2 separate regions of the Homo sapiens genome follow, and region 1 is linked to region 2. Evidence: chromatin contacts called from ENCODE Hi-C or POLR2A ChIA-PET data. All regions are on one chromosome and are shown on one strand. The core of a region is the stretch at or near the end of the contact, and the rest is flanking DNA. Distances in the headings are between cores, read along the strand shown. Region 1 holds the start of ARHGAP22 (Rho GTPase activating protein 22). Region 2 overlaps ARHGAP22 (Rho GTPase activating protein 22).

The links. A loop is a pair of places that touch in the nucleus more often than their neighbours do. ChIA-PET counts read pairs that join two places held with the same protein, here RNA polymerase II (POLR2A). Pooled maps may share reads with other maps.
Region 1: a map of endothelial cell of umbilical vein shows a loop between it and region 2 (7-fold over the local background). The contact joins the promoter of ARHGAP22 here to the enhancer-like site in region 2. A Hi-C loop is called at or near these places in 32 of 168 maps with a recorded cell type or tissue (B cell, CD14-positive monocyte, Caco-2 and 19 more), 32 of 37 single-sample maps with no recorded cell type and 30 of 50 pooled maps. POLR2A ChIA-PET finds 5 or more read pairs at or near these places in 3 of 52 experiments (OCI-LY7, WTC11 and activated CD8-positive, alpha-beta memory T cell).

What each region holds. Positions count from the first base shown.
Region 1 is chr10:48,603,345-48,608,656 of GRCh38, forward strand. ARHGAP22 (Rho GTPase activating protein 22) reads right to left here and starts at 1,729. Exons shown (of 10, transcript NM_021226.4): 1 at 1,419-1,729. The coding sequence starts at 1,452. RefSeq lists enhancers at 1,150-1,880, 4,847-4,906 and a silencer at 1,737-1,896.
Region 2 is chr10:48,548,484-48,554,094 of GRCh38, forward strand. All of the region lies in intron 3 of ARHGAP22 (Rho GTPase activating protein 22), which reads right to left. Among named protein-coding and RNA genes, the nearest start is that of ARHGAP22-IT1, 40 kb to the left of the region's middle. Within about 2 kb of position 3,808, at least 3 of the 41 ENCODE cell types and tissues checked have a DNase peak (open chromatin) inside an H3K27ac peak, as active enhancers do; they include dorsolateral prefrontal cortex, endothelial cell of umbilical vein and left ventricle myocardium inferior, where a contact is called at or near this core.

The DNA.
Region 1 (5,312 bases), core at 479-2,978, 53 kb after region 2:
TGTTCTAGTAGCTATAGTAAAAGAATGTAAAACAGGTAAAATTAGTTTTAATAATAGATTTTATTTAACCCAATATATCCAAAATACTGTCATTTCAGTAAAATAATTATTAATGAGATATTGTACATTCTTTTTTTGTACTAAATCATCAAAATTTGGTGTGTCTTTTTCTCAATTTGGACTAGTGACATGCCAAGTGCTTAGTAGCCACATGTGGCCAGTGGCCAGCTCATTACACAGGAGTGGGAGGGTGGAACTAAGCTCTCGCAGAGGTATCTGGCTTGTCCTATCCCTTGGGTCATCACTAGACTTGCCCCCTCCTCAGCAGAGCCATGCAAGTTCCTCCTTTGCCCATTGGGGTACACAGGGTTCAGCCCATGCGAAAGCACCCCACAGAGGGGTCCTGACGTCTGTGGAACACACTGGAAGGCTGGTCCCATCCAGGAAAATCATCCAAGTGCTTGCAGTGTGCTAATAAGATGGGTGTGTTCCCTGTGAATCCACAGGAGGCTGGAGGCCCCCCGCTGCAAACACCTGGTGAGACACAAACTGTTTCCAAGCTCCCAGGCAAATGCTCCATCCACCTCCAAAGACCCATCCTCCACTTCATTGTTTACAAAAGGAGCTCAGCCCTCCCAGATACTGGCCACCTGAAAAGACACATTCTATTTTTGTAAAAGACAGATGTTCTCATTCAAAATGACACTTTCCGTGGCTAAGAAGTTGTTGTCCATGGAGATGCTGTCTCTAGCCCCATACAGTGGCCAAGTCTTCAGGTCACTGTGCTGGGTCGCTGGCTGGACACAGGCTGGCTAGCCCAGTCCTGGACTCTCCTGACCCCCATCTCTTGCTGGTCTGAGTCTGCTCCCGCATCCACCCGTCCTGCCCCCAGACCCTGCAGCTTTCTGAGTGTTCTGGCAGGAAAGCCTGCCTGCCCCTGGCCTGCTTGAGGAAATACTGTCTGCAAAGCAGCGGGAACGAAGACCCTCGCTTGCACCCAGCTGTCTCTAGAAGCCAGGGCATGGCCTTCCCTGGTAAGGGGTGCTTCTGTGTTGGCCACAGGGCAAATCTTGGGCATTTCCTTTTTAGTAAAGAAGCAAAGTTTCCTTAAAGTTGCCACCAGGTCACCTGGAGCGACCGAGGGCCTCTGTAAAATGTGGAATGTGGGGCGAAGTGTGCACACCCACTGGGGCACTAAGCCGGCCACCGCCCTTTTGCAACTTCAGGTCGTGTCCCCACCCAGCCCAGGAGTTTCACGAGGAAGGGCACTTCCTCAGGAGGATGCTCACTATTCAGCGGCAATGGTCCCAGAACGCCCGCCCCATGTGACACATGGCGTGACGGCTGGCCAAGTGTCCGCGCACGTTTGCCAAGAGGCACATGCGGTGCCCAGAGAAACCCCAGAAAGTTGGACTTACCCCTCCTGGCCTGCCTGATCTTTGGGCTCAGCATGTTCTTGCAGCCGTCCGGCCAGCCCCGCAGGGCCGTTCATGCTGTCATCCACTTGCTTTTGCTCGTCCTCGCGCCTAGTCGCCCCTCATGTCCTGCTCGTTCGGGGCCCCGTGGCCGCTGGCGTCACCCGTCAGGCTCCCTCGGCTACCTCTCCTGGCTCCGGACGGACGGCTCGCCTTGGACTACATAAACCTCGATGCATTATTTATCCATCCCAGAATTAATTCCCATCCAAGCGGACCATTAAAGCCTCAGTAATCACTGCTGATCAATCACTGGACCAGGGCGGGGCAGTCCCTCCGCCTGGCCTGGGCGCACGCGTGGCTGTCCAAGCTGAGCGCGGGGGCGGGGCGGGGCCGAGAGGGGCGGGGCCAGCCAGAGACGCGGGGCGCGGTCCTGGCCCGGGAGAGGGTACTGGGGTTCCGGCCATCCTTTGCTGAGGCTGGAAGAAATGCGCCTTTCAGCCGCCGCCTGGGAGCCGCACTCCCTGCCAAGCCCGGGTGGGATAGCGCTTTGGTGAGAAGGTAGCCGAGACCCCCCCCCCACCCCAGAGCCCAATCCACGGGGACCCGCTTATGAGCTCACTGTTTTACGTGTTGAAAGTCAGGTGTGTCTGGGAAGGAGCAAGCAGCCCGGCAATGTAAACTCCTCAGGAGACTCCCAACAGGAAGATGCCTGTTAGGGATACTATTTATGCCTCTTTAGTAAGGTGACAGGAATAAGAGGGCAGGAAGCACTTAACTCAGGGCTCTTCATAGGAAGATCTGAATTGAATAGTGAATCTCTGCTAATTGCCATGTTTCTGTTTGATGCTGGCATAATTTTAAAGGGTGTATACTGGGGCTTTGTGAGGAGCGGAATCCAGCCTCAAGATGCTAAAAATTACCCAAGGAATGCAATCATAACAATAGCTATCATTTATTAGGCACCTACTATGTGTCAGGCACTGAGGCTGGTGCTTTACATTCAATATCTCATTTAACTCTCAAACTCCTGAAGCAGGTGCTATATATATAGCGTTTCAAATCTGGAAAATAAGGCACAGCAAGGTTGAATCACCTGCCCAAAGTCATACAGTACCGAGCAGCAGGGCGGGCACCAGAACCCAGGGCTGTGTCTACAGCTCCTGCTGCTCTGTGATGCCAGCCTCTCCACCCTATTCCCATCACTGCATGGTAACAGCTCCTGGCTTGAGCCCCCGATGAACTTGCTGAACGGTGACCTGCCTCTGTGCCCCTGATAATCACTCCGTGTATCCTCTTAGGCATCTGAGCTTGGGTCTGGCTATTTGGGCCTGAGAACTGTGTGACCCTTTCAGTAGCTGGTAAAGAGGGATTTGAACAATGCCCTCCCCTGCTCAGATGGCCATAGCCTCCATCTGACCCTCCACACTCCCTCGAGTGCCCCATGTCCACAGATCCCCAAGTGTCCTATTGGTATGTAATCAACTTTAGCAGCTGTAGAGGGAGAGAGCCCACCAGGAGATCACTGTGGCAGTCCTCCCTAGGGAACAGTGTGCCCTATGGAGAGGGGAGGACTGCAGAGTAAGAAGAAAGACTCACCAGGATGTGGTGAGCCACATGGCCAAGCTGGTGGGAGAAGGTAGAGTCCATGGACACAAAGCTGTCTTACTCAGCATCAAGTCACTTGTTCTGGTCTTCAGCTACTCCTCAGAGGGATGAATGAGTACCTTGGCATAACATTCCAGGTTCTTTCATGGTAGCATCCATGGACTCCTCTCTGACCTATCTCTTGCCGATGCTCTATACAACCATATGCACATACAGCGCCTGCTCCTGTGTGCCCCAGTGACTTTGCACATGCCTTGCTCCTGTGTGTTCCTGTTCTTGCATGTGCAGCCCCTGCTCTCCTGTGCCTCTGTGTTTTTGCACATGTAGCTGTGTCTTTGCACGTGCAGTTCCCTCTCTCTGGAATGCCCTTCCTCACATTGCCTTGTCCTCTTTGGGCAATTCCCCAATGAAATTCTCCTGATTCCACCAGCAGAATGAGCCACTAAGCACTTCCCCTGGGCCCTTATCTATGTCCCTGTACTGCCCCTCTTGTACGCCCTCCCTGAGCCCCAGGCTGACTCAGGCCAGAAGCCTCACAGGAAACTCTGGCTTCATGGGCAGATCCAAGAAACACCACTGAATGACAGAACTGACCTCCTTTTCCTTTAAGGCCAGGTACAAGCCCTGGTTGGGACAGGGGCCACCCATGAGGAGTGGGGAGAATATCAAGCTAGAAAATCTCATGTCGACACCAGGGTCACAGGGCAAGTCCTGTGGCTTGTGACAATGTCTTGAGCAATCAGGAAGCCATTTGTGAGTAATGCAGCCTGGACCACTTCATCCAAGTCAGAGGCAAGGAAATGCCCTGAGACTTAGTCTGGGTCCACTCACGCTTGTTTTGGTTAAGAAACCACCCCCAGGCGCTTTTCCTGTGCAGCTGTTTTCCCTGATGATATTAAGTCACTGTGTTCACTCGCCTGCTTTTCTGGGGATCAGAGCTGGGCTCACACCCCAGAAGTCAGGCTGGGAAAAGGGCAGGAGTTGATCTACGTTCTGCGTCTGAGAAGGCTGGGGGAATGGGGCAGGTGGGCAAAGTAGCTCTTTTCTCCTCTCCAACCTCAGACTGTGCTCTCAGTACTTCCTGAGATGAAGGGTCCACAGAGGCAGGAATTGGAGCCCCTTCATCCTGAAGTTTACCAGCCCTGATCTGCAGGGCCCTGGGAGCCTCCCACTTCCTCTGGGGTGGCCTGTGGGAGGATGGAGTGGGGACAAGGGCAGGGCAAGGGGATCTGTTGAACATGTGACCTCCTATAAGCTTTTATTTGAAGAACCAGCCCTACTCTTCTCACTTATAAGTGGGACACCCAGACCAAGGAGTGGGAGATACAGGTCTAGCTTAGCAGCGGAGACAGATGCCTCCTTCTCCACTGCCCTGTGCCTGCCTGCACGGTGCTGCCCCTTTCCAGCAGTGGTCCTAGGTCTGCCTTCACCTGGCTTCCTGCCTTGAATCATTCAGTATTTTCTAAGGGCTGTTCAGGGACAGAAGCTGAGCACTGAATGGACAGAAGTCTCCGGAAGGCAGAAGGCATCTATTGAAATGCACACCTGTTGGTGGGATGGCTGCCAATCAGCATCAACTGGCCCAGAGCCAGGATACCTTCAAAACAGTAGTTCCTAACCTTGGCTGCACATTAGGGAGCTCTGACAGTGAATTCCTGTGTCCCACCCCCAGTGGCTCTGATTTAACTAGTCTGCAGTGTTTATTGTCATTGGGAGTTGTAAAAGCTCCTCTAGGGATTCAGCCAGGGTTGAGAACCACAGCTTTAGAAGACAACTGCACATGGGGTGTTTGCTGGCTGCCATCCTAAGGGAGATTCTTCTCAGGGAGAGGCACATCTGCGAATAAATCTCCTGGTCAGAAAGTGGAAAGGGCATCTGTCCCAAGCCCCAACTTGAGACAACTCCACCCAGAGCCACAGGTGCTGTTGGATGGTCTGTGCACTGCTCAAAGGTGTCCAGTAGAGGGAGGTAAGGAGGCTGAATTTGGGCTCCATTGGCAAAGCCCTGTGTTCCAGCACAGGGAGGTGGGGAGGTGTGCAGCTAGAGGAGGGAGCTTTCCTCTAATTTGCACAAAGGCGACATATAGATAGCAAAGCCCTGCTTCCCCTGTTCCAGAAGCTGCATGGAGGACCAGAGTAAGCCCTTCTGGAGGCAGAGGAGAGAAACAATGCTACTCTGGCTTTGTGATGCCTGCCCAGGGGTCACCAGCACCTGGGTCCCCAGCCTGCCTGCTTAGTGCACTCTCTGTTCCTGCTGCCAGGAGGTCGATGCCGCAGCTCCCTTGCATGT
Region 2 (5,611 bases), core at 2,558-5,057:
CGGATTTTAGCAATGAGTTACAAAGCTTAACGGATGACCTAATTCATCTCACCAAACATGGCCGTTTTTTGGGGACAGGCCTGCTCTGGGATCTTAGCAACTCTTTTTGCCCAGAGTGCCAAAGCAGGCCTCTCCACTCCCCACCCGCTCCTTGTGGATTTAAAGGGAGGCCTAAACTTGGCCTGGGGCTGGATGCCCACATCAGCAAAAAGCCCAGGTCTGAGAGGCCCCCAGGATCAAGTCTGCAAGGAGCAGACAGCTTTCAAAGGGCTGGGAGGGGCAGGGTTTGCCAGGCAGCTGCCCTGGCAAGACAGAAGTACCAGGTGGGCAGGACCTGGGGGTCCTTGAGTCTCAGTCCCTTTGTGGGGCCTGGCTCCTTCATGCCTGCCCCGGGGGAGCTAGCCTCAGCAGGCTGAGGAAGAGCAGGGCTCTGGGGTTAGAGCTGGCTCAAGCTGCAGTTCCACCGCTCACCGGCCCTCGGATCCCAGCAAGTTACTTAGCTTGTCAGAGTCCCAGGGGCCTTGCCTGTTAGATGGGTTAGTAGAGGTTAGTCCCAGGAGTGTGGTGAGGATAAACGTGGTGTGCTCAGCTTCATTCCTTAGAAGGAACTCAGTGAATGTTTAGCCCACTAGCACTCATACACACCTTGGTCTACAACCTCAGGCACTCAACAAATATGATATTTGTTAGAAAGAATCATGTTAATTCTATCTCCAAGCCCTATGTTCCCAGGCTGGAAGGGAGCTGAGTCCCAGCTACTATTGAGATGGAGGGAAGGGGTCCTCTTTGCTGTGGTCAGGCTTACATGGGGCCTGGCAATGGGATGGGCTGTTCTTGGTCCCTCCTGGTCACCTGATGTCTTTACCTGCAGTCACTTGGGGCTGGAAGCTAGGTAGCTCTCCTGCCTTTCTTGACCATGGTGTGTCTGTCTGAGGCGGGACCCTGGTGTCTGGAGCCTGCTTTCCTGGTGGCACCATGCCTATCACCTTCCTGGGGCATTGCTGGGGGCAGGGTGACCAGTCTAGGGGAACGCCTCTTTCCCGACCCTGTCCACATCAATTATCTGGGGTGGGAGAGCAGGAGATTTCTGCTTTCTGCTGCAGAGACCTCACCTTCCCCTGAGGCAAGTGGCCTAGGGATTAAAAAGGGCCAGGAGATCAAAGCACAAACCAGCATCTTATACATTATACGGTCCTCCTCCTCTTGGAATAATAATTATTAGAATTAAAACATTGGTTATAGCTTTGCCTGCCCCCAATTAACTCAAACCTCCTCTCACTCAGTCCGCTTGTGAGGCCCATCTCATTCACCCTTCCAGGATTCTAAGTCCCCCACTATCTCTACACCAGGGGCAGCCTCTCCACCTTGGACCCTGAGCCCACTCAGCAGTGTTTTTTGCAAGCCCTCCAGATGAGGCGGAGGCTCACTAAAGCTTGAGAACCACTGCCCGACACCATTCTCCTGCCACAGAGGACAACTTTTCATTCTGGCAGAAAGCTTAACCTCCTGTTGCTTCCAATCCTTACATTAAATTCAGTTACCTATGTGCTGAGCGCCTTGGAACTAAGGTGTGAAGGAGACACACAGACCCCGTGCCCACTGTGCTTGCCCATTGCTGCTTCTGCCCAGCTGCTCTCCCTGATTCTTCACCTGGCTGACTCTCACTTAACCTTCAAAGAGCAGGGTCGTTGTCACTTTATCCTGGAAGTCCCATGCACTCCCTGCGTGCATTAGGGTCCCCTCCTCCAGGCTCACACAATTGCCTTTTTACTCTCCTCCTAGCCTTTCTCATCCTGTGAGTCAATGTCTGCCTTCCTGCCTGCTTCCTGAACTTGTTAATTCTGTGAGGGTAGGAAGGTGTCTTTCTTACTCCAAGGTAACAGATCATTATACAGAATGGCAGGACTACTGACTGTTCACCAAACCAGCCTTGCCTTCCTCCTGGAAAGAGGTGGACTCCATTTCCCAGACTCTCTTGCTCCGAGGTGTAGCCATGCAACTGCATTCTGGCCAATGGGCTGTGACGGGATGATGGGGCCACTTCCAGGCCTGGACCAACACATCTCCCAGGCATGATGGCCTCCTAGCATGGAAACAACTAGGATACTTTTGCAAGCCACAGGTTTCAGATGGCGAAACCATGAAATAGGAAGATGCTGGGAGATCAACTGCCTGCCAATCACAAGTGTTCATTTTTGACTTTATATGAAAGACAAATACATTCTTGTGTCAAGATCCTGAGATTTGGGGGTTATTCCAGCAGTTCACTTACCCTAATACAAAAAAGCTAAGCTCACTGGAGAATAAACATGAAATGGTTTTACTTTCCCAATAACTATGCCTATCACTTCCTACCTTCCCTTTGAGTCGTTGCTCACTTGGTGATTTTCCCAGGGTCCAGAGTGTGTGCCACTCTTAGTTATTCTAACAGTCTCATTAAGGATCTCTCCAATCCTTAATTCTGTTCCCTCACATCTGGTTCAAAGCTCTTTTTGTGCTGCTCCCCCAGCACTGTGGCCCTCACGGACTGGGGTGTGCTGGCATAGATAGGGGTTGCTTCTCCTAGACTCTTCCCTGAACTGCACCCTGGGCACTGGGGTGGGAAGGAGGCAGAGGGGAAATGTAGACCTTTCTTTGCTTGCCAGGCAAGGTTGCAGTTCCCTCCCTGGTGGACGGTGTTGTGAACTGGGGCAGGGGCACCCTCCCAACCAGCTCCTCTGGGCACTGGGGATCTGTTGTGCGTTCTGACCTCAAATCTCAGCTGACTTCCTGCAGGTGGCATCTTGCCTGTCTGCCCTGCACTATGAGAATTCTAGAAAGTCTGAGGGCCCATGTCATCCTCTTTTCTCCATCAGTGCCCAGGCCTGTGGTCCCACAGAGGCTTCACATTCTGCTCCTCTTGAGAACTGGATGCTTACGGCAGGAGGTGTGCCTGGCAGAACCCCATTTGCCATCAGTCCTCAGTCAGATTTTCCTTGCCTGGGTAACCATGAAAAGCAAATCTTGTGTGTAAGCAACTGTCCAAGCAAGACACAAATGCCAGTCACCCTTTCTCTCAGCCTCCCTTAAACTTTATAAGTGGTTTTCCTGCGTGTCCCCGCAGCTTCAGGGAGGAGACCGTCACCTCTGCCCAAAGCAATTGCTCCCACCTCTCAGTACGCTTTATATACTGACCATGTCGGGAAAGCAGTGGCAGGCCACAGCCACAAGAGGACAGAAGTCCCACTGGCACTAAAGCCCCCTTATAAGAGTGTTTTCTCTGTGTCTTGCTCAGTGGCTGGATGTGCAGGTTCTCAGGTGCTTTTGGAACCAGAGGTGTATGCTGTATCAAGTTCCAAGACCTCCCAGCCCAGATGGGAACAATGCTAGAATCTGTAGGAGGCCCCATATGGCCAGATGTCTGTGTTGGAGGGCAATTTTAGTGTGTGGCTTTGGAAGCCAGATGGCTTGGCCTCAAGCTCCACTCCTATCTAGCTGTGCTGGCTGAAAGGCTGGGGGTGGGCAACAGGGCCTGCACTTTCTGGCCCAGAACTGGCAGATCTCTCCACTAGATGGCACTCACAGTATAATGTTTCCTCATTTTTAATTCTACTTTGAAAACATTGTCATTTTTTATACCGTTGAATTGCACAAATAGAACTATGGCTTAAAATTTACGTAGTTAATTCTAGGCATGACCTTCCTTGGAATTCTGTCACATTTCCAAGAGTTGTCAAGTTTTTCCCCCTCTTGGGGGTGCTGGTTGGAGAGTGAGGGACCCATTGTGGTGTGACCAGTACCACAGGCCAGCACAGGCATAGCCTGGAAGTGATCCGGGGTTTGTCCTCCTTCCTCATATCCTGCCCTGATTTCCTGGCCTAGGCCCAGACCCCAGGCGGGGCTGTTAGGCTCCTTCCTGCGCCTGTTAGTTCACTGCTCACAGAGCCTGCCACCTGGCACCCTCGGAACTGTAGGAGAAGCCCCTTGTCCCCCCAGATGCACTTGCCACCCTTCACCCACCCAGCCTGGATTTCCTCTTGGTCTTTGCACATTTACCCCGGGGGCTGTGCTTGGTGCACACTGGCATGGCCCACTTGGTGATACTTCCTGCTCCTGCCCCCAGGTAACTGTGCTCAGCCTAGTGAGGATAAGTCCTTATTGTGCCTTGAGCTCAGGAAGAAAATGTCCCCAGACTCCCTAATGGCAGAGACTGACCCCTGCTCATCTCAGGGCCCTGCAAGGCTGGCTCAAAGCTGAGGTCACACGAGAGGTTTGCTGAGTTGGATGTGAATGGGTTTCTTGGCCTTCCTGTGACTGCACGTTGCTGTGGTTTAAGGTGGGTTCATCCAATCTTCTTATTCGTTTTTAGCCCCAACATGGCCTATAGCTGAAGCCTCAGTCAGCAACTGCTGTAACAGGAAGCCCACCCTTCTGGGGTCAGGCTGACCTGGGAGGGTCCAGGCTCCTGTACCTGCCAGCTGTTTGGCCTCAGGAGATTCACCTTACCCCTCTGGCCTGACATCTTCATGGGCTGTGAAGGATGGGGAGCTTTGCCAGCTGCAGCCAGAACCAAGCATGAGCTTCGAGTGCAGCCTCCCAGGTCCCATCTGAGCAGGCTGATAGGAAGCATCCTAAATCCGGAGCCCCCAGTGGGAGGGGAGCAGAGGGGACCACTCTTGGGCCCCGGGCAGCACTGGCATTGTGCTCTGCTCTGCAGATAGCTGCGCCGCACTCTGCAAAGGCTGACTGGACCGCTCACCGCCCACCACCCGTCCCGCTCTCCCTGAACTGCTCAGCAGCTGCACAAAGGCTGGAGGGCAGAGATGGGCAGCTCTGGGGAGCAGCTCGCAGGATCTGCAGGAACCTGATGCGCAGGCAGGCTACTGCTGCTGTGCTTGAGACAAAGGAGTTCAGGAACTTTCCTTCCCATAACAAAGTCCTTAGGCCCAGGTGGGGAAAATGCTAGAATCTGTAGGGGTCCTCAGATGGCCAGATGCCTGTGTTGGAGGGCAAGGTAAGTGTGTAGCCCAGAATGTCTGGGCTGAAGCCCCAACTCCGCCACTAGCTGTGTGTCTCTCTGGGGATTCTTTCTAATCTCCACGGTCTGTTTTTGTACAATAGGTCTGACGACATTCCCTATCTTAGAGGGATGTTGGGAGTATTGTGGGAGGCAGAATAATGGTCCTCAAAGATGTCCATCTTCTAATTTCTGGAACCTTGTGACTATGTTACCTTATATGGCAAAGGGTCTTCTCCTACCGCCCCCAACACCCCCAACACCACTGGCAAGAGTCAAATAAATTCTTGTAAATAGCTCTGACCCAGATAATGAACATGCACACAGGTGATGTCCCTTATCTGGCCTATGGAGCACACACTCAGTGCCTTTCTGAATTGATGGCTGGAGTGTGTTGACCTCTACCTTCTAGTTCTGGCCTTGAGTCACTACCCCTGTCCCCAGAGCCAGGGGCCACACCCCTCGCCTAGATGGCAGGGCCCTGCCTACGTCACTACTTGCATTTCTTCTCTATCTGAATAGCTGAGGCCTTTTCTCCTGGTTCCACAGTCAACCTCTGTTTTCTACTCCATACCCCAGGATCCCTTTGTTACCACCTTCTGATGTGCAGTTTTA